2 separate regions of the Homo sapiens genome follow, and region 2 is linked to region 1. The links are chromatin loops, found by intact Hi-C in ENCODE. Cell type or tissue: A673. All regions are shown on one strand. Each heading gives the region's core, and the rest is flanking DNA. Links, peaks and the distances in the headings are about the cores only. Region 1 has its middle 13 kb from the start of LGR4. Region 2 overlaps ANO3 (anoctamin 3).

Region 1 (2,816 bases), core at 130-2,629:
AGCACTCATTATCTTGAAAGCACCTGCTGTGTGCTGGTGAGCCCTTTCCACCAGTTATCCTTAACACATCCATTGGCTGCCCAGCCCAGTTAGAATAGAAACCCAAGCCCCTCTCTATGACCCACCAAGCCCTGCATAATCCAGCTTCTGCTTCCCTCCCCAGCCTTCACTCATACACTTTTTCCCTCTCTGTCTCCAAGTGTCTCCAACAGGACAGGCCTTCACACTTGCGGTTCTCTCTACCTGGAACCTCCTTTGCCCTCTATTGCTATATATTTGTCAATTTTGGCTACTCCCTCCTCAAGATTATAAACTTGTTGAGGGCAGGCAGGCCCCTGTTTAGTTTTCTGTTGTGTATTTAGAGCGGAGAACAGCACCTACCACATAGTAAACAATATTTGTTCACAGAAGAAACAATTTGAAAGAAGACTGTGGTGTTATTTTTGATAGGACAGGAAAGGACATCTGAGATGACATTTAAAGAGACCTGAATGGCGTGAACTGAAGAAGCCACTCTCGGACTATCTGGGAAATCGGGGTTTTTGACAGGGACCAATAAAGAGTATCTCCCTTCCCCACTTGGGTTCTAGGTACAGTAGGAAATAAATGAGTGGCAGATGAGGGCCAGAATATGAGCTTTATTATTTATTAATTTATACTGACCACAAATGTTTGTCGGATGTCCACTATTTGCCAGCCACAGTTAGGGGCTGGGAATTCTGTGGAGAACAAAACAAAGCTCTTGCTCTCACAGAGCTGACACTCTGCTCAAGGCTGGGCAGGGGCATGTACCTGAGGCCTGAGAAGAAAATGGGCATTCTGAAAACTGGCCAGAGAAAACTTCTCAGAGAAGCCTGTGGCTGGGGGGCTCAGTCTGGCCAATTTTCAGGCATGGAATGGGCATGGTCGGGACTGAACTCTGATGGTGCCCATCCCGCAGGGGCAGAGGTTGCCCCCTCTCTAGGAGTGGCTAGGATAAGGGCCTGTTGCCTCTCAGATTACCAGTCAGATGCCACTCCACTCCCATGGAGTCAATTTTACCAAGGGTGGAAGCGGGTAGGAGTGATCACTCACATGATAAAAGCTAGAAAGGATGGTATCCCTGCATCCAGGCAAACACATGAACCTATCCATAATTATAAAATAGAATGGCTGCAAACAAAATTAAACCTTTGTTGCAAATATTGGCAGTATTGGAATTTATAATATGATATTTTTCTTTTAAAGCTAAGGAGGGAAGGACTTAATCACACAGACACACACACATACACACACACACACACTTTTCCCCCCATTGCCTTCTGTAAATACAAATAACTCCTCACAAATTTATTATGCTATATGCATAATCCTTTTCTCCTACCTTTTCACATTTGACCACAAGGTGACGCCAAAGTGCTATTGTTTCTATTTTAGAATTTTCTAGCAGTTCTTGCTAACTGAAGCTCAGACCAAAGATTTAAAATGTACTCCATCTTTTCTTTTTAATTCAAAATTTAAATTGAAATGTATTTTATAAAATTCAAAGCTTTGTAAATGTGGAGAAACAACTCCTCCCAAATAAACCCTAAATAAAACAAACATGTAAAATACCAAACTACATGAATAGTCATCTACCACTTAGTATAAAGGTTTGGGAAGGTGGTGGGGTGGTGTATTTAATACTGCTTTTTCGGTCCTTCTACTAAATATAAACAACTTTAGATGACTGGAAATTATCTTTGGCTTTGCTTCTCTTACGTGTCTTCACCCCTCACAGGATGTTTGAGAAAAGTAATTTCATAGGGGATGTGGCAGCTTCTTTTAAATAAACTGGAGACCATCGGAATCATTGCGATTAACTTGTTGTGTGTGACAATAAACTTGTCAAAAATGTTCTTTTCCGTGAAAATTTAAAATAAAAATTAAACCGAGTACAGAGTAGAAAGAGCAGTTGACCTAGATATTAGCTCCAGTTCTGTCTATAACTAGGTATGTTGTGGCCTTGGGTAATTTGGTTATCCTCTGTGGGTCTGATTTCACACTATTAAATGAGAGGATTTAGCACATATCCCCAAAGTTTCTTCTATTTCTGAGGATTTTTTTTTTTTTTTTGGAAACAGTGTCTTTTTTTGTCGTCCAGGCTGGAGTGCAATGGTGTCATCATGGCTCACTGTAACCTCAACCTCCCGGGCTCACGTGACCTCCCACCTCAGCCTCCTGAGTAGCTGGGACTATAGGTGCAGGCCACCACACCCTGCTAATTATCATTTTATATATATATATGCATATGTATACATATATAGAGAGACATTTAATGGGAAATTATAATTGTTTCATATTGTTTCCTGAAAATGCTGATACAGTGTAGGTCAAAGAAAACACCAAAAGTATAATAGAAGAGGCAGTATACGTATATTATTTAGTATATCCTAAACCTTTAGAAACTTTTTTGGAGACAAGAGTCTCCGTCACCCAGGCTGGAGTGCAGTGGCATGATCTCAGCTCACTGTAACCTCTGCCTCCTGGGTTCAAGTGATTCTGGTGCCTGAGCTTCCCAAATAGCTGAGATTACAGGCATGCACCACCATACCCAGCTATTTTTTGTATTTTTAGTAGTGACAGGGTTTCGCTGTGTTGGCCAGGCTGGTCTCAAACTCCTGGCCTCAAGTAATCCACCTGCCTCGGCTGCCCAAAGTGCTGGGATTACAGGCCTGAGTCACCATGCCCAGCCTAAAAACATTTTTTTTAAATATTAACTGTAATTTTAAAACTAAACTGCCAGGTGCAGTGGCTCACACCTGTAATCCCTGCACTTTGGGAGGCCGAGGCAGGTA
Region 2 (2,816 bases), core at 70-2,569, 840 kb after region 1:
AACTCACAATTGTTAATATCACCATTTATTTTTATCAGAAAAAAAATTGGGAAGCTTTTAGGCTCAAAGTGGTAAACAAAAGTTATCCAAAATTCTTAACTTTCACTTCAGTGCTTGAACTTTTTCAATGGCAATAAATATAGCAATTATTTTCTTTAAAATGACAAGCTAGTAGTGAGCATTCTGTAAAAGACTGCTAAGTATCCAAGTCTGAATAATCATAGTTTGTCTGGCAATCATTATTTCATGTTGGAAAAAAGTTTGCTCAGTTTGTAACTCCAACGATCACATGAGTATTTTTTTTCTTTGAGACGACCATTACGCTTTGGCATTCAGCAGAAAGTGGTTTATGCACACTTCCTATTTTGTCACATAGAATATTTAAAAGGCATCTATTCAATAGTGGAGATTTTATTAAATCAATAATTATTGCTGCTTCACTGAGGACACACTGAACTTCTTACTGAAATTTTTTATGTTGGCCAAATTATGGTGAGGAATACAATCACTAGCAATACTGTTTGGTGCCACTGCCTTTAGTTATGCAAAACTACCAGAAACTTTATTCACCAATATTTTTGGATCACTAGGGAAAATGTCAATATATGAAAAGGGCAAATGATATCTTAATTTCAGTATAAAAATCGCATCGACTTCATGGACCCCTGAAGGAGATCTGCAGACCACATGTTAAGAAGGACTGCCCTCGGAACCTAGATTCAAACACGCATCTATCTGATTCTAAACCTTGAATTCTTAATTACAGAGCTATGCTGGCTTCACTCCATTCGTTGTCCATACTAGAACAAATAATTTATCATTTCACCTACTCTTTTGCCAATATCCTCCCCTCCCACTGTCATCTTCTTCCGCCACCTTGCTCCGAAAATTTCCAATCTGAATGAATCTATGCCAATTTAGCTGCTAAGCATACATGGAAAATAAACAGGGTGCTCCTCTGAATGTGTGGTGTCACTGTAACATAAGCCCTCCACATCTTTGCTTGAAATTAGTCTATATTCCTAACCGATGAATATGGAGATGTCGGGCGCTATCTACACGAAAGGCAGGCGCTATCTACATAAACGCAGAGTGCTAGATACCCAGTCAATCTCATTTTCACCTGCCACTAGGTGGCAGTGAAGACACTGGCAAATAATGCTATGGAAGAGGGCTCCCTAACAAGCCTGTATATTTTAAATCCTTAACATCTGCTTCTAGATTATTTTGAACTAAGAAAAAACAGGGTTTTTAAAACTACTAATACGAAATCCCTCTTACACTTAAATTGTGCTTTAGAGTTCATAAGATCTTATTTCAGACACCACTTCTTAATCATAAGGGCTATGAATATATATTTTTTTTTTGAGACGAAATTTTGCCCTGTCGTCCAGGCTGGAGTGCAATGGCGCGGTCTTGGCTCACTGCAACCTCCGCCTCTCGGGTTCAAACGATTCTCCTACCTCAGCCACCCGAGTAGCTGGGATTACAGGCGCCCGCCACCACGCCCAGCTAATTTTTGTATTTTTAGTAGTGAGGGGGTTTCACCATGTTGGCCAGCCTGGTCTGGAATTCCTGACCTTGCGATCTGCCCACCTAGGCCTCCCAAAGTGCTGGGATTACAGGCGTGAGCCACCGCGCCCGGCCGAACATTTCTTATTATGAACCAACTAGGTCCAGATTAATGACATGCCTTTTACTAAAAAGCAGAATACAGGATAAGCATGTCTAAGTTTAAAACTACAGAAGTTTAATATTTACTCATTCTATATTGTTAAGGGCAGAAATAATTAAGAACAGATTATCAAAAAAGTCAGATTCTACTGTTATATACCTTTAAAATGTGTACATGAATAGAATACATCTGAAAAGATGGGTTCAAAATATTAGTAATATGTATTTCTGGAATGGAATTATAGTCTCGTTTTGTTTTTGCTAGGGTTTTTATGGCCTTTTATTCTTCTGTATTTTCAATTATCTCTAAAATAAAGTAGACAATTTATTATAAAATTTTAAAAAAAGGCAAAGTTACAACTCGAACCTAAAATGTCCGGCTTCAAGTTAAAATCCTTTGACAAGACCCCACGATATGCAATACATAAAGGAAATATCCATCCCTTTATCACCTATCTGAAACAACTGAGACATTTATATCCAGAAAGGTATTTCATTGATCTGAGAAAACGTCAGTTCCTCAGCAGAGTTAACAGTGCATTTCCTCCTATTCCAGGGCTCATCCTGTTGTGGCACATGCCCTGCATCCGGATCAGCTGCACACCCAAAGCTACTCCTGAAGGAAGCAGGAGAAGCAGCTTCTCCTGTCGCTTCTTCCACACCTAAGGCTGATCTCCAGCTACAGCTCTGTTTCATGTGCCTCCAACTCCTCTCCGTTCCTCAAATCCAATGCCCTCTTACATTTTTCCCCCAATACCTTATTTAAGTAAGGAAAGAGCTGAGAAAACCTGTATCACCTAAAGCAGTGGTTCTAAACTGGGTCATTTTGTCCCCCAGAGGACATCTGGCAATGCCCAGAGATAATTATGGTTGCCACAACTTGGGGAATAGTGAGGTTACTATTGGTATCTACCGGGTGGTGACCAAGGGTGCTGCTAAACATCCTGCAATGTACAAGACAGCCCTCTGCCCTCCATGAAAAGACAGAATTACCTGATCTAAAACGTCAATAGTGCAGAGGCTGAGAAACTATGTTGCAAAGAGTGGACTTAAATTTTAAAAGAAAATACATGGGAGACAGGATTTTTTGCGTCCTTAAAACCCCTAGTTGTAAATTCCTTTTGAAAATCTCCAGTCACAGA

Evidence for each region. A loop is a pair of places that touch in the nucleus more often than their neighbours do. Peaks named below come from ENCODE experiments on the same cell type or tissue, not always from the same donor. Only the 100,000 strongest peaks of a DNase experiment are listed, where the experiment ranks them.
Region 2: a loop joins it to region 1, with 1.9 times the contacts of the local background. A loop is called at or near these places in 2 of 110 quality-filtered maps.

What each region holds. Positions count from the first base shown.
Region 1 is chr11:27,484,671-27,487,486 of GRCh38, reverse strand. No RefSeq gene overlaps it. Among named protein-coding and RNA genes, the nearest start is that of LGR4, 13 kb to the right of the region's middle. In A673, for the core only: a CTCF peak has its summit at 1,381 (motif pointing right); a DNase peak (open chromatin) is centred at 1,386.
Region 2 is chr11:26,648,288-26,651,103 of GRCh38, reverse strand. The region is part of intron 24 of ANO3 (anoctamin 3); the gene reads right to left. Among named protein-coding and RNA genes, the nearest start is that of SLC5A12, 72 kb to the left of the region's middle. In A673, for the core only: CTCF peaks have their summits at 921 and 1,124 (motif pointing right); a DNase peak (open chromatin) is centred at 1,133; H3K27me3 peaks cover 1,525 bases.